Regions from separate parts of the Mus musculus genome. Here region 2 is linked to region 1. The links are chromatin loops, found by intact Hi-C in ENCODE. Cell type or tissue: gastrocnemius. All regions are shown on one strand. Each heading gives the region's core, and the rest is flanking DNA. Links, peaks and the distances in the headings are about the cores only. Region 1 overlaps Dicer1 (dicer 1, ribonuclease type III). Region 2 holds the start of Gsc (goosecoid homeobox).

Region 1 (8,329 bases), core at 190-8,189:
GGCCAAATGGGAAAGTCTGCAGAACAAACAGGTAATGAGGTGCTAGTCACGGGACTAAGGGTTTTACATTGCTTCTTTTAAGTTTTGAGGTTATTATAATATGATGACATCATTTTTCTCTTCTTTCTTCCCTGCAAGCACTGCCGTGTAGCCCTCCTTACTCTTTTTCAAATTCATGTCCCCGTTTTTCAATATGTACAGCCTGCTCAAGCATGACCTAATTTGAAGTTTCAACATTATCAGTATAGCAATGACCTGTGAGTTTAGGAAGGTCGCCATGGGTATTGAGTTTACTTTGAACATCCTTGTTGGTAAAACTTGGGTTTTCCTGGCCACTGGTGCATTGGGAATCACCTTCATAAATCCCATTTAGGTATAAAGGATTAGTTTTAGAAGTTAAGTGTTGCTAGCACTTACGATTTTCACCATGGTCCCTTAGTGAAGTTGGTCTTTATATTATGATTTGCTTTGCTTTATACTTACCAGCCTGTGCTTTTCTTACTCAAAGATCCTGGTTCCGGAACTCTGTGCTATACATCCAATCCCAGCATCACTGTGGAGAAAAGCGGTTTGTCTCCCCAGCATACTGTATCGCCTTCACTGCCTTCTGACTGCAGAGGAACTAAGAGCTCAGACAGCCAGCGATGCTGGTGTGGGTGTCAGATCACTTCCCGTGGATTTTAGGTATGCCTGTGTTGCTGGCCAGAAATTTGATTTGCAACAAAATGGAATTAAGTTAAAGTTGTATTTTTCCTATAGTTTCTAAAAGATGACAAGGACCATGTGCCCATTTAACACATGAAAAGAAACTGTACTGTTTATCCCTGAAGTAGCAGACTAGACCATTGAGATCTTGTCAAGTTAGAGAGCAGCAAGCCCCCTGAGACCGGATCATTGCTCCTGTAGCAGTGATGCTGGAATAGGGGTGAGAATGGATATAGTTCTTCTCAAAACTAACCTCATGTTAGCAGCAGCAGCCTCCGCTCCTTCTTATTCTGGTCACTTTTTTTTCCTGTTAGTGAACGTCTGTATACCAAAGAAATCTTTGTCGTAATTAAGTTTGGTCATATAGATAGTTGTAGAGGTTGAAAGCATCTTAACATAGTAATGTGAGCAATAGTCCCAGTTATCCTACCTGAGTACTTGATACAGTCTGCAACACAGGCTTAAACAACATGCTCTGTGCTCTATGCTGACATAGGATGTATTGATCTCATCTCCAAGAGCAGAAATTGAGGCACAGAGAAAGTTTGTAAGTTGCAAGAAGCTGCTCACTTGGTTCAGGAGGTGAGCCCACTAAGCCAGTAGCCACTGCAGGACCTCCACGTTGGGTCCTCTCAGTCAGCTCTGCTTTGCCACCATAAACAGAAGTCAAAGCAGTAAGCTGTTCTGCATTAGAACCGACTGTGTGCAGAGTCCCAGGCAGGGCCAGGTAAGCTTGGAAGTGCGTTTTCTTCTTAGGATGACTTTTAGAGTTGCTTGCTTTGTTTGCTTTTAACTCAAAGTGTTGCTTTTCTGAGCTTACCCTTTGGAGGGTTGAAAGAAAGTTATAAAAATGTCTTTGCAGATACCCTAACTTAGACTTCGGGTGGAAAAAATCTATTGATAGCAAGTCTTTCATCTCAAGCTGTAACTCCTCGTTGGCTGAGAGTGATAATTACTGTAAGCACAGCACAACTGTAGTCCCTGAACATGCTGCACATCAAGGTGCTACTAGACCCTCCTTAGAAAACCATGACCAAATGTCTGTGAACTGCAAAAGGTTGCCCGCTGAGTCACCTGCTAAGCTCCAAAGTGAGGTTTCAACGGATCTTACAGCAATTAATGGTCTTTCTTACAATAAAAACCTTGCCAATGGCAGTTATGATTTAGTTAACAGAGACTTTTGCCAAGGAAATCAGCTGAATTACTTCAAGCAGGAAATACCTGTACAACCAACTACCTCATATCCCATTCAGAATTTGTACAATTATGAGAACCAGCCCAAGCCCAGCAATGAATGTCCTCTACTGAGTAATACGTACCTTGATGGGAACGCTAACACATCTACCTCAGATGGAAGCCCCGCGGTGTCCACGATGCCTGCCATGATGAATGCTGTTAAAGCACTCAAGGACAGGATGGACTCTGAGCAGAGCCCTTCTGTTGGGTACTCCTCAAGGACTCTTGGCCCCAATCCGGGACTGATTCTCCAGGCTTTGACACTGTCAAATGCCAGTGATGGGTTTAACCTGGAGCGGCTTGAGATGCTTGGCGACTCCTTTTTAAAGCATGCTATCACCACATATCTGTTTTGCACGTACCCTGATGCTCATGAAGGCCGCCTTTCATATATGAGAAGCAAAAAGGTAAGGCACGATTCTCGTTCTGGGCTGTTGCTTCTTCAGTGTGCCTGAAAACAGGCCAAGTTACCCATGGGGAATTCTCCGTGAGTCGGTGCAGCTGCTACTCATTCGAGTTCATTAGGGCCAGTGAAGCCCATGGAGGCATTGCCCAGTAGTGACGTGAGGGCACCAGTGGTACAGCCAGGCTTCGGGCTGACCTTCTCTTACTGGGAAAAGTGCAGTTTAAAATAAACCTTTGTGCAAATGAGGAACCATTTTGCAGATGAAAAAACTGATGCCCAGACAGTGGGATTAGCTTGTACCGGGTTGTTCACTAGTCCCAGGTCGTTCACTAGTCCCAGGTATTTAGGGGAGTATGTCTGAGACTAGAGGCCTCACCTGCTGGCTGCCTTCCCAGTGTTCTTAAGACAGGCCACGACAACTGTGACATCGTGGACATGGTGGGTAGTGGCGGCAGCAAGGTTAGGAGGAAGACATTGAGGAGGCTGTCAGGGCTGCTTACTAGACGAAGATCAGTCAGTGGAGACATGTGAAATAAGAATACCAGACCCTATTAAGCAGGAAAGATACTACTTTAACATCTCAAAATTTCATCCATTCGTCTGTTCAGACCCTTTTCACTTCATTTCCTGCAGAAATATTTATTGTTTCCTCTGCCTGGTATCAGGTGGGTTCAGCATCTTCTTCCAGACAGACCCTGCCTGAACTCCAGCTTGCCAGTCTTAACACAAGCTCCATGCTCTCTGGACAGCCTGTGTCTTTGCTTCAAGCTAACCTTCCCTGTGTCTTTGCTCAAGCTAGCCCTCCCTGGGATTGTCCTCATTGCCAACTGCTGCTGGAATTGTGCCTCACAACAAGTCCTTAGTTGTAGCCTTTCTGTTCCACTGAGCTTTTCTCTTGACTTAGAATATTTTCCTCCTATTGCTGTCTTCCTCTTGGGATGCTCTCACATGTCATGGAAAAGGAAACCAACATTTATGTATATTGGTTCCATGGTAGACAGCTGAGAGGTGTGTTGACTCGTGGTAGTTTCAAACACAGCCTGCTACATTGCAAGGACCGTTTCTCTGTCTCTTTGCACGCTTTCTACCAGACTGTGGCCAGTGCTGATTGTGGGTACCAGATGCTGGCTAAGTAGCATCTGAGTTACATGGAAAGGGCTCCTGAAGTATTCCAGTAAGGTTTTAGAAACAGGGAATGAGATTAATGGTGATAGCTGCTAGTCTCCAAGTGAGAACTAGACAGAAATGTCAGGTTTTAAGTAAATTAGGGTCATGGTAGAGCCATTAGGAAAGGCAAAAGGACTGGAAGGAGGATAGTAAAGCCACCTAGGTGGTGTCCTGCGCAGCAGCTGTTCTTTAGCACCTTTTACTCCAGTGCTGAATGCTATCCACCACACAAAGAGCAATATTTGAGAGTGAGAGGGTTGGTGTCACATTATTGATGCTTAGACTCAAGAGATAACAATTGTTTTGTATGGTGATGGTTCTCACCTTACAACATATTCATCCCTTTTCTCACTGAGAATATCATGACATCTTGAGTTCCATGGTCTTGACAACTGCTCCCAGCCTCACTTGTCATCTTGAATTTCATATTGTCAGTCTGTGATTTAAAACTTTGAAATTGAACTCTTTCTTTGACTTATTTATGAGGAGAGGAGTTTATATACATTAGGTTTTTGTGGATTCCATTTTGGATCAAATATTTGACGTGGAAGGCTGTCTAGTACTTGGAAATCTAGAGTTGTTATTTTAACTGTGTAGTCCTTATAACTGCTGACCATCGTGCAATACAAAAACACTGGCAAAAATGTATTGGCACACTGTATCTCCCAGCCATGGCCATGTATGGGTAAGTGTTTGTGACTCTTTTCTGCCGAAGGTCAGCAACTGTAACCTGTATCGCCTTGGCAAGAAGAAGGGACTGCCCAGCCGCATGGTGGTGTCGATATTCGATCCTCCTGTGAATTGGCTTCCTCCTGGTTATGTGGTAAACCAAGACAAAAGTAACTCAGAGAAGTGGGAAAAGGATGAAATGGTAAGCTCTCAGCATGGAGCTTTTTGTTTGTGTTGACTGAAGAATGTTGTTTTTTGTTGTTTTCTTTCTGCTGTACGTTTGCCATGTAGTAGATATTTCATGTGTTGGCAGGCCGTCTGTGACTTCAGAAATAGTGTTGGTTTTGGTGCAGTGTGATTTCTCTTACCTCCCCTCCCCATTCCAGAGGCATAAACTTCTGTTATGTTTCCACTTAGAAATAAAATCAGAGCCCTCTCAGATTCCTTCCCTCTCATGTTACAGTGTAGCCTTAGCCATTTGCTGGAGTGACTCTGCAGTGACCTGTGATCTCCAGGCTGTGTCTGGAAGAATTCAGTTCAGCACAGACTAGCTTGGGCAGTGCTAGCTTGGAACTATTTCCTCTTGCCAACCTGACGACAGCTCGCCGCCGCTGTATGGGAAGGTTGCAGTGTACTACTATAAAGACTTTAAACCGGGCCACAGACTGGAGAATTCTCTTTAGTAGCTACAGCTTCCTTTGTCTTGTCCTCAAGCCACCAGGGGGCAGCCCGGAGGCCTGGACTCCCAGCTTGTGGCTGGGGGTCAGTTGTCTTGTACTTCTTTGAAGTTCTCATCTGTTCAGGCGTCTCGCTTGCCAGATTTATTTTGTATTGATGACAAATGGGCTCGCATTATTTCATTTTTACTTCAGGCTTTAATGATAATGCCGTTTCTGTTACAGGTTTGTGACTAGTATCTTCCCATGCCTTGTTTCTGACATTTCTGTCTCAATGAGTCCTAAGTGTCTGTAGGTGGTGGGTCTCTGAGGCCTGCTCTGATGTAGGCCTGCTTGCTGAGTTTATTTATAACTCACGTAGGATTTGACTTATCACAGAAATGCAACTTAGCTGGAAAACATTAAGAGCATTTTAATGCAAATTAAGTCTGAGGATGGCATTTGCTATTAATTTATAACACACACACATACACACACTCTCGAATACATGATGCACACACTCACACACACTTAGAAAAGTGAAGAATTTGAACCTTAGAAAAAGTACTTCATTTTTACTAAAAACAGGCCAGCAGGCCTCCTCTTCTGTCTAATATTTGATCCTTTAGGTAGCAGTGACATGCCAGGGCATTCCTGCGTTACATGTTACAGCGTGGACTTGTGTTTTCTGTCCTTTTCTGCTGACTCAGTCCTTCGTTCCTAGCACACACTCTCAGACTTTCATCTGGTGCCGTACACATAATCACTAGGGAGTCCCAGAGTCGGAGTGGTTATGGACGCAAGGTCCTTCCAGTTCCTTCTGCCCCTGGGTCACAGCTCAGTCTCTGAATGCCTCCTAGGAGAGAGAGTGAGAACAGTAGACTGTACTATCAAGAGATACACACACACACACACACACACACACACACACACACACACTTTTCAAATGCCTTTTGTGTTTTGGAGAGCATCTTTGAAGTATAACTCCTTGTGAAAATGAAGAGTCTGCACAGTGCCAGGGATGTAGAAGACAGCGCAGGATCACTGGGTGACAGCACCATGTTACAGGGCATGATTTATGCAGGAACTCTGCAGTTTACAACCTCAGGCTAAATAATGTCAAGTTGGCCCATCTTGTCTTAAGACCTAAATAATAAAGCTGATGTGGTGGCACATGCTTTTCCCATCACTTGGGATACAGAGGTAGGTGGGTCTCAGAGTTCAAGGCCAACCTGGTTTTACATAGTGAGTTCCAGGCCACCCAAGGCTACACAGTTAGATCCTGTCTCAAACAAAACAAACAGAAACAGACATTAGTTAAAGTCTTTCATGTTATCTTGGAAAAATGGGATAGTTTCTTGAGGTTTGCTGATAGCTGGGTACTTGGTCTGTACAAGGTGTCTATTCACCTTGTAGATACTGGTGCCTGTAGAGGCCAGAAGAGGGAGTTGGATCACCTGCAACCCTCATTAGAGTTGGTTATAAACTGCCATGTTGGTGCTGGGAACTGAACCCAGATCGCCTGCCAAGAGCAGCCAGTATTCTTAATCTCTGAGCCATCCCTTGGGCCCCTGTTGATGTTTAGTGTTTTTTATTTTTCAAAAAAAAATATTTTTTTTTGGTTTATTTTTTTAGTGATTGCATGTGGTTACATGGCTAGACTCAAAGCTATTTTTCTTTCAGGCAAATACAGAGTTTCTATCTTTTGTGAGTCTGGTTTAAACTGAGATGTATGCTTGTTTTAAAGTCACATGGAAAATAGTTTGAAAGCGTTTTGTCACAATTCCCTGGAAAGTTGTTCCATTCAAAGTTGAAGTTTACAGTCCTGCATTTGCCCTCAAGTAGGGTGGTGGCGCTGTGTGTGACTTTATGGCATTGCAGAGATTGGGTGGTATCTTAGCATTGCAGAAGATGAGGTCACTGCTGAATCATAGCCCATTATTAAAGTTGTCACTCACAAACAGCTTTTGTCAAAGAAATTGGATTTAGCAAAGATTTTGACAGAAATGGGATTGTTTTGTTCCATTTTAGTCTAATTTTTCTTCTGTTTTGTCAGCCTGCTATGACCTGTTGGCCTGAGTACCACAGCTCTGAACAGAGGGCGAAAGAATAATTTCCCAAATTCATATCCTCTTTCAATGGGCTTGTTTAGTTTTTAGTTTTTAAGCAAAGCAGTTTAGTTTTACATTGGAGCAAATGTTTTTTGATTTGAAGTGGAAGTAGAGAGAGAAACTGTTATAATGCCCTCCTATAGTTTTTAGTGATAAAGGGTTTTAAAAATAATTTTGTCTGCTTTTATATTATGTTATTAATTGTAAAGATAGTGCTCTTTCTACATCTGGAATTTCATTTTGTTGGTTTTGAAAGTCAAGCAACCACATTCAAATGCTGATAGCCAATGGAAGATTCCGCTCGGCACCGCAGGGCTCGGCTATCCTTGCAGTCTGGCCGCTCACTTGACATCTGCATGGTGGATATCAATTTAACTTCATCCTTGTTCAGAATTCTTCACTTACAGATTTATACTGGATAAAGGTCATTTTATAACTTAGAAAATGAGCATTCAAAGAGCATGTTTGACTTTGTTTATATGATTAAATAACTTATTTTATGTTAATTGAAAACAAATGGCCATGATTTTTAAAAGTTGCCTTTCAGTATTTGTGGTTGTCATTTGAAATTATCCATAACCCTTGCTTTTATTGAGTTTCAAACCCTTTTAAAAACAGCAGCTCTGTCTCTCCTCCTTCCCCGTCCCCGTTTCAGACAAAAGACTGCTTGCTGGCTAATGGCAAACTGGGTGAGGCCTGTGAGGAGGAGGAGGACCTGACGTGGAGGGCCCCCAAGGAGGAGGCCGAGGATGAGGACGACTTCCTGGAGTATGACCAGGAGCATATCCAGTTTATAGACAGCATGCTCATGGGCTCGGGCGCCTTCGTGAGGAAAATCTCTCTGTCGCCCTTCTCAGCCTCCGACTCTGCATACGAATGGAAGATGCCCAAGAAGGCCTCCTTGGGCAGTATGCCGTTTGCCTCGGGCCTTGAGGATTTTGATTACAGCTCTTGGGATGCGATGTGCTATCTGGATCCTAGCAAAGCCGTTGAAGAGGATGACTTTGTGGTAGGTTTCTGGAATCCATCAGAAGAGAACTGTGGCGTCGACACAGGGAAGCAGTCCATTTCTTACGACTTGCACACGGAGCAGTGCATTGCTGACAAGAGCATAGCGGACTGTGTGGAGGCCCTGCTGGGCTGCTACTTAACCAGCTGCGGCGAGAGGGCTGCTCAGCTCTTCCTCTGTTCGCTGGGGCTGAAGGTGCTCCCAGTAATCAAAAGGACCAGCCGGGAGAAGGCCTTGGACCCTGCTCAGGAGAACGGAAGCAGCCAACAAAAGAGCCTTTCAGGGAGCTGTGCCTCTCCAGTTGGCCCACGCTCCTCTGCAGGGAAAGACTTGGAGTACGGCTGCCTGAAGATCCCACCGAGGTGCATGT
Region 2 (8,329 bases), core at 235-8,234, 230 kb after region 1:
CACTGGAAAAAAAAAAAAGCCAAAATGCAAACAGCAAAACCAATTTGCTTGGTTAAAACCGTAGGAGGTCTCAGTACGCTCTGGTTCCCGTGAGGGTTCGTCTATTTTTCCTAATTCCTATGTCTCTCTTACAGTATCTCACATACTTCTGAAAAGGACGCATCAGCTTTTTTTTTTTTTTTTTTTTTTTTTGCACATAGCTCAAAAAACTCCTACCTAAACCACGTACCTAAAAACCCTACCTAAAATGTCTAATTAGAAATTGCTCCATGTACAGGCCAGAAATTGAGTGTTTAAGAAATAAACCCTGAGGAGTTGGGGCCTCTGACCCGTCCCCCGCCCCCACCCCACCCCCATCCCCAAGGGAAGAGAAAAGCGATGAGGCTGGGATATAAGGATAATGGGGAGACAGCCCTCTGAAAGATAGCCAGATGAGCACTCCAAACTTGGGCTCTAGGTTTTAAATTAGAAAAGCAATTGAATTCAACACTCCGAATCAATTCGGAGATGATGATGGTACCAGAGTCTTCAAAAGACCCCAAACAGCAGATATACCTTATGCACGTGGAATCCACTGATCTGGTCTTTAATAGCTTAAAAATGAGGGCTATTACTGGGACAAGTGAGTCCCCCAACAAACACATTTTCATAGACTTCTGCGTGGTGATTGCTTTGTGTGAAATCGTGTTTGTGTGATAATAGAGAAAATCAACTGCGTGTTTACTTATTTCTCACCGAAGCCTCGCTGGCTGCCTCCGGACTCGCTGGTTCTCCCATGCTGAGCTGGGCATGCGGGGCGACAAACAATCGCTTAGCAACTGGAGGGGGACAATTTGCGTGCCTCGCATTTGTTATTTCAATTGCGCCCGGCCATTCTGGATTGTTCCTAGTGCGTTGGGGACACTTGTAGGGTTTCCTCAGAGAAAGCACAGCGAGGGAGCTGGGCCCCTGACTTCCTTCACGGAGTCCGCCTCCCAGCCGACAAAGTAGAACAACCTTGGGCTGAGGGGACAATTGTACCAGGAAGGCTCAGCCACGCCACGGGTGAGCTCTCCCGGAGTGTAGCGGTTAAACCCATGTAGTTGTGAGGCTTGGGTCCGGGAGCTTCTTTCTGGGAAAGTCTTGTTTTCAAGGAAAAGAGCCAAGTGATTTTTCTTTATCTTGAACCCAGCTGAAGAGACCCTGCTTTTGCCTTTGGGCAGGGGTGGGGCCAACACACTCCTTTGTCCCAGTGAAAAGAAAAGAAAAAAACTCATTAAATACTAAGGTTTTAAGGGATTCAATTAATCTCGGATTTGGTTAGATTATTTAAAATCCTGAGGCCTCCAAAGGAGGGGTAGTTTGCCAGGTGGCAATGTTAGGTCTTGAACCCTGGCACCCTTGACTACAGGTGAACAGCCTCTTCCTTCTAGGGTCACTGATATAGCTACAGGGCTTCGGGAAATCGAGCCCTGCAGCGAAATCCCGGACTTGTTAAAACTGATCACTAAGTACCAAGCTGAAAGAGACATGAATGGGTGGGCGTGGGTTTGTTTTATTCTTTTCAAAATTCCACTGCTCTTTCAAATCTGAGGCTGAGTACCTGTCGGGTCTGGATCTGAGTCCCCTTTCAGAAGTTTCAGGGGTTCAGGAATCTACCCCAGGCTCTCCTGTTTCTGCCTGTACCCCTGTAAAGGTCATATAAGAGACCTGCCCCTGCATGCGCCTTATCCACTCACAACCACCAACACAAACGAACACAGCGAAGTCACTGCAGCCTCCAGTTCTTGTCAATCAATTTATCTCCCTTTAGAACCGAACGTGGGAAAATGTTGGAGGGCAGCAGGTGTGTCCTGGAACCTGGTGACAGTAAAGTCATTGTAATGGAAAAAGGTCACTTCTCTAGGTGGGCTTGGCCTTTCTGAAGCGTTCCCGAGAAGACTTTGTTTCTCTTAAAACAAAAACAAGAAACTGTCACCTCCCCAACTGAAGCCGGTCTCTATCCAATCCTTACCACCACCCCCAATTTGCAACGTAAGCAAATCAAGTGTCCTAGGCCATGCGTGGGTGGGCTGGAGGGCACGGAGGTACACGCTTTCCTAAGTTCCGGGTGGCTGCTCCCACGCACTGCCTAGTTCTGCGCCCAGGCGGGACCAAACTTACCGCAATGATTCTCTAACCCAGGAAGAGCAATAAGGAGAGGTCCCAGGATCTCCTCCAGTGCCAGGGAGGACTTAGCATTTATTGTACGGCTTTAGACAGCGTTGAAGTTATCTCAGACTTATCAGTGAGAGAGGAATCTCCACAAATGGTATGGAAGTCCTCTACCCAGGTCTCTCCTGGAGTAGCTGGAGAGTGGCCTGCGCGATGGCGGTGCAATTCCCGGGCTGGCACCGGGACGCACGACTTTGGGCCTCTGTTTTCGTTCTGCCCAGAGGGTCGCCTACCTTCCCGCAGGTCGCCCAGCCGCCAGCGCGCAGATCTAGGCTGGCTGCGCCTCCCGCGGTTCGGCCGTGCCTCACGGAGAATCCCGCAAATCATCACGGCCGCCCGCAGTGGCCCGACTTTTGTCCAGGCCGCTGGGGTCCCCCGGAGGCCAGCGCGGGCCTGGAAGGACAGCTAGAGGCCTTTCGGAGAGCTCGCTGATTGAGAGAGGGACGCCACTCAATATGTTGAGAAAGGAGACAGGCAGTCCCGGTAGATCCCACGAGAATTAAAGCCAAAAAAATTTTTTTTGGGGGGGGGGAAGGCACCCCTTCTCCCAGACTAATAATCAAAAATACACAGAACCTATCGGCACCCACGCGGGAAGCCTCTGGAAGCATCGCTTCAGAGCGCTCCTCTGGGTGGTGAATTTTAAAGACTGGCTGAATTTGCTCTTCACTGGTGTGTTAGGAGCTAGGGAGAGTCAGGGTAGTTTTCAGACCCAGAGTGACCGCTTTAAGAAGAAGAAGAAGAAAAAAGACAACTTGTACGAAGGCGGACGCGTTTCTACTTTCATGGTTTTTGCTCTGAGAAAATTTGGCTTTCGCAAAAACAAAAGATTTTGGGAAAGAGACGGAGGGGGGGGTGGAGAAGTGAAATTAGGCAGTGAGTTCACGGGGTAGGGGGTTGGCTGCGGGGGGGGGGCACTTTCAGTCTTAGTTGAGGGAGGACACAGCCACCCTCATTTCTTAAAAGCAAACAGATTCCGAAAGAGAGTAAAAAGTAGTCCTAAAGTAAAATTAGCCACAATGAATTTGAGCTACAACCATAGGAAATCGCACCCCATAATAGAGAGAAAAGGGTCGGGGCGGAGAGGTCGGCGGCGGAGTTGTTAACGGCGGCAGGACAATAGTATTAATAAGATTAACCTGGGCAATTAGGCCGCCCGCCCAGCAAGGCCGGGGCCGCGCCGGGGCTGCCGAATGGAAAAGATTAGGTTAATTTCATTAATTCTCAATCCACAATCTTTTTCAGGCCCTGTGGCCCCCCTCCTCTTGGCATCTCTCCCCCTCCCCTGCAAGCGCCCCCCGCCCACCCCCACCTCCCCATTCCACACCACCCAAAGGAAAAGAAAAGGACCAAATCTGGTTCTGTTTGTCATCTGCATATTACCAGGAACTAAATCCAGGATGACGTCGACTCAGTATAAAACCAACAAGAGGTTGAGCCGGTCGGAGCTGCGTCCTACCCGCGGGTTGAGTTCAGCTAGGCGGCGGCGAGGGGAGGAGAGGGCGGGAGGAGGGAGTTCGGACGCAGGGGGCGGGGAGGGGCGCGAGTTGCGCGCTCGCCCGCGCTCTCTTTCGGTTTGCTCGCCCGCGGGAGCAGAGAGTGGGACAATTCCCAACCCCCACCCCAAACAACACCACTTGGAGACTTCTTCTTCTTCGGCGCGTCCCCGCCGCCCCCCGGTCCCGACGCGGGGCTCGGGGATGCCCGCCAGCATGTTCAGCATCGACAACATCCTGGCCGCCCGGCCGCGCTGCAAAGACGCGGTGCTCCCGGTGGCGCCCAGCGCCGCGGCTCCGGTGGTCTTCCCGGCTCTACACGGGGACTCGCTCTACGGCGCCGGCGGCGGCACCTCCTCGGACTACGGCGCCTTCTACCCGCGCCCTGTGGCCCCCGGAGGCGCGGGCCTCCCGGCCGCGGTCGGCAGCTCCCGCCTGGGCTACAACAGCTACTTCTACGGGCAGCTGCACGTGCAGGCGGCGCCCGTGGGCCCGGCTTGCTGCGGGGCTGTGCCGCCGCTGGGCGCCCAGCAGTGCTCCTGCGTCCCGACGCCCCCAGGTAGGGTCGCGATCGCTCGCGAGCCGGCCTTCGCCACTGCGGCAGTCGGTGGCTGCCGGGGCATGGACGCGCGGTTTGCTTGCTTTACTCACCTGGCACCAACTTTCTCCCTTTGCAAGCCTTCCCCGTTCTCCCATTTATTTATTTATCTTTTACTTTTAATTAATTAATATATTTTTGGGTCACCGGGTACGGGGACTTTGCATACGTCTACTGTAAACTTTAGGTTAGAGTTTAAAAAGCCGAGTCACCGGGAGTCTCGGGGCGACTCCACGCGCGCGCGGGAATGAAGTGAGGACGCGGGGAGATTCTAAAGTGCCTGAACTGGCTTTTGGATGTGTGCAGGCAGACGCTCCTTCCACGTCTGGGCATCCCTGGTCTCGGTGCCCCCCAAAGACATAGCGCCCCTTGCAGACTTTTTTTATTTTTAAGTGAGCGAGGGCAGCGAGCGGGTTGGCTTACGGTGCCGAGGGAGGATGACTGACTCCCGTCCCTCTCTCTGTCGCAGGCTACGAGGGCCCCGGTTCTGTACTGGTGTCTCCGGTGCCGCACCAGATGCTGCCCTACATGAACGTGGGCACGCTGTCGCGCACTGAGCTGCAGCTGCTCAACCAGCTGCACTGTCGGCGGAAGCGGCGGCACCGCACCATCTTCACCGATGAGCAGCTCGAAGCCCTGGAGAACCTCTTCCAGGAGACGAAGTACCCAGACGTGGGCACTCGGGAGCAGCTGGCCAGGAAGGTGCACCTTCGGGAGGAGAAGGTGGAGGTAGGCAAGAGCCCCAGCGGGGGTGGGCTGGGGTGGGGGCGTCTAGCGGTCCTTCCCTGCACGCGGCTTTTGCCGGGTCCTCCTTTGGGATGTGGCCACTCTAAGAGCATCCCAGAGGCTGTGGCCTGGAGGCTGCCCGAGGGTACTTTAGGCCCAAGAAGGAAAAGAGGAAGCGTGGAGGGTGCTTCTCCTTTTGTTGGTCTTGAGCACAGCGATTGCCTGCGGATTTCTCCCTGCCAGGCTAAGGTTCCACGGTCAGGCTGTCCCCTGGCCACGCGGGGCCACCCGGTGCCCTGGTGTCGGTGGGCAGCAGCCTTTAGGTCACCACTGTTTGGTTGCGCAACAGGTCTGGTTTAAGAACCGCCGAGCCAAGTGGAGACGACAGAAGCGATCCTCCTCGGAGGAGTCAGAAAACGCCGAGAAGTGGAACAAGACGTCCTCAAAAGCCTCGCCGGAGAAGAGGGAAGAGGAAGGTAAAAGCGATTTGGACTCGGACAGCTGACGGCCGCGGCCGCGGGCCGGCCGGGGCGCTTGCCTGACGCAAGGACTTGCACAGACAGTCGATGCTACTTGCACACACCCTGCCTTGCGGGAGGGGGTCGAGAAAGCAACGAGGAGCTAGCTGTAAATAATGTACAGGCCCAGGACTGCTGGGGACAGGCGCGTGGGGACCGCAGCCCCACTGTCCCGGGCTGCCTGCGTGAGCCTCGTCCCCCACCGTAGTATTTATAGTTAAGTTAACGGTGACAATACAATAAAGTGATGGCAATGTAGACCAGCCATGTTGTATTTCCTACCCTCGTGCCATCAGTTGAGGCCTAGGAAAGAAATCTGTTTAGTTGCGATGCAGAAGGCAATTAAAAGCAGCAGAGTAGGGGTTGGGAGGTAGGACTGGGTTGCGCTGGGTATCCTGGGTCTTCGGGAAGGGGTGGGGAGTGCAGGCCGGGCTTTTGAAAGCTTCACCTTTTCTATCATTCCTTAGTTCCTTGAAGCTTCCTCAGAGCCCCTTCTCAGCCACCCACTCGGGGACCTCTGCTTTCGAAATCACCCTAGACTCAAGGCCACCCAGAATTGAATTTCTGTTCCAAAAAGAGTAGCTCTCCTGGTTGTTGGTGCTTTCTTTCTGGCTGCCACCTCCGCGGGGAGCTGTCTCTTGCTCCCTTTGAGCCTAGAGCGTTTGTTTCCAGGACACAGATCTGGTGCTTACACCCTAAGGGAGCTCCACTGAGAACTGTGTGCGGGGACTTACTTTTCTGCCCACTAATGTGGTCCTCTCAGTTTTCCAGCTAGCTTGTTAAAGGTTGGAAAGGGCCTAGTGGGTCTCTTGTTCTAAGAGCATTGTAGAACTACCGACCAGAGGAGTGAGTCCCTTGGAGATGGTAGACTCTTCCAGTGAGGGCTATCTGCCCCCAACACCAGATACCATCCACCGCTGAAGGAAGGAGCACCCCTGAAGGAAGGAGCACTCCCTATCTATCTACTGCTGGTGGCAAATTTACTTTTCTCTCTGGAGCAGCCGAGGTCTCTCTGGCTGCCATCTGTGACGAAATGGCTTTAATATGTTAAATTTTTAATTAGTTTTACCTTAAGTGTGTTTATCTAGGAGGAAGCCAAAGCCTGGGGCTCACTCCTTAGCTATAGAATGGGGGGGGGGTGCTTGCTCTCCCTTGTTCCATTGAATATTTGGAGCAAGACCTACTCAGGGATGGACACTGTGGCTAGAAACAGTGCAGGGAGAAACCAGGTTGATTTATAGGGAATGCTTTTTTTTCCCCCTCACAGTTTGTAGGATTATCAGGCCAATGTGACTAAGCCCAGGACTGACATAACATATGTAATAATACCTAATATAGCTCTTTTTCTTTAATCTGGGATCTCAGGCTGGCCTTGGACTCCAGAACTCCCTGCCTTTACCTCCTCTGCTGGGATCCCAGGCCACTACCAGCTCCAGGTCCTGCTTTTAAAATAAACATCCTTACTTAAATGCTTTATGCAAAACAGAAAGGGCTCAGAGGACAGCTCTGCCTACAGAAGAAGAGCTCTGTCCTTCATCCTATCCTCCCCTACAGTTTGAGCTGTCTCTGATGCTGGCCTCCAGAGCTGTAGAGTAGGCACAGGCATATGGGGTCTGCTTTCCCGGGCTGTGAATGTTTCTGGGTGCTAATTCAGAGTGGCATCTGGCATAACAAAATACATTATGTGGCTAAATAATGATAATAATAATAATAATAATAATAATAATAATAGCATGGGACTAATATTTCAGAACTTGCTCCCCTTGTTCCTTCATCCTCCGAGAACTCTATGATGGGGCAGACTGTCAGCATTTTTTAAGGGAAGACCTTTCTGAAAGGTTAAATATTTTTACATCACGCAGCACATAAGAAGTCAAGGGCACGGTGGTTTTACTCAAGTGAATCTTGGCCGTAACTGGAATGAGTTCCGAACATCACAGTTTCTGTGAAAAGCATTCTAAGAAGCTGGACAATTCTAGATGTGTCTTTTTAATATACCTCTCTTTAGATGCCAGACTTCCAGGGTGAGAGAGCATGGGCTGCTGGGCACCCCACTTGGTAACAGTTGGGGGTGCTGTTGGATAGTGAGGAGCCTGAGGGGGCATCTGTGTAACATTCTTTCCAGAGATCTGCTCTCGAGCTGCTCTCTCATTTATAACACACCTCCATGTCCCCTTGCATCTGACCTGCCCTCCAGCTCGCTATGCAAGGGAGTCTTTTTAAACAGAATTTTCATTTTTTTTTCTGGTCTGGGAAGAGATATCTGGCTAGAGATACTGGGAGGGAAAATCAAGGGGTTCTCTCCTCTCAAGAACACCTGGTGAGAAGTTGCTAGGACATTGGAGGTATGTGAATGAAGAACCTGGAGTCAGCTATCCCTTGCTTGGCTTAGGGCAGATCCGAGGTGGTGAGAGACCCCGCCCCGCCCCCTTCCCAGTTTCCAGGCCTGGAGTTCCCTGTGAAGTGCTGTAGCACTGGCCCAGCTCACAGGAAATAAGTATGATAAACGTCTGGAGTAAAGAGGGAAAAGTCAGGGAGGTTGGCCTAATTATAGTCTGCCCTCCCTTCTGCATGCCCCAGGCAGCTGTAGGGCTCAAACCTCTGTTGTAGCTGGCTGTCAGTGTCAGGAAGGACCAGATGGGGTCACAGGGCAGACAGAGAGAGAGGGAGGGAGAGAGAGAGAGAGAGAGAGAGAGAGAGAGAGAGAGAGAGAGAGAGCGCGCGTGCGAGCACTGGGGCCTGCTTTAGTGGAACTTTGAATCACAGTGTTGGAAAGTAGTGCATGTATGTGGGTAAGG

Evidence for each region. Peaks named below come from ENCODE experiments on the same cell type or tissue, not always from the same donor. Only the 100,000 strongest peaks of a DNase experiment are listed, where the experiment ranks them.
Region 2: a loop joins it to region 1, with 2.1 times the contacts of the local background. A loop is called at or near these places in 3 of 42 quality-filtered maps.

What each region holds. Positions count from the first base shown.
Region 1 is chr12:104,696,421-104,704,749 of GRCm38, reverse strand. It overlaps Dicer1 (dicer 1, ribonuclease type III), which reads left to right. Exons shown (of 27, transcript NM_148948.2): 19 at 1-31; 20 at 509-684; 21 at 1,568-2,348; 22 at 4,230-4,385; 23 at 7,606-8,329. Among named protein-coding and RNA genes, the nearest start is that of Gm31573, 38 kb to the right of the region's middle. In gastrocnemius, for the core only: a CTCF peak has its summit at 4,899 (motif pointing right); DNase peaks (open chromatin) are centred at 2,140, 2,427 and 4,906; H3K4me3 peaks cover 930 bases; H3K27ac peaks cover 2,719 bases.
Region 2 is chr12:104,468,680-104,477,008 of GRCm38, reverse strand. Gsc (goosecoid homeobox) reads left to right here and starts at 3,773. Exons shown (of 3, transcript NM_010351.1): 1 at 3,773-4,248; 2 at 4,757-5,016; 3 at 5,363-5,800. The coding sequence starts at 3,894. The coding sequence ends at 5,518. It overlaps Gm10000 (a long non-coding RNA gene), which reads right to left and starts at 3,479. Exons shown (of 6, transcript XR_381874.2): 1 at 2,427-3,479. In gastrocnemius, for the core only: no CTCF peak of the experiment used is centred there; DNase peaks (open chromatin) are centred at 3,397, 3,754, 3,936, 4,891 and 2 more places; H3K4me3 peaks cover 3,492 bases; H3K27ac peaks cover 733 bases.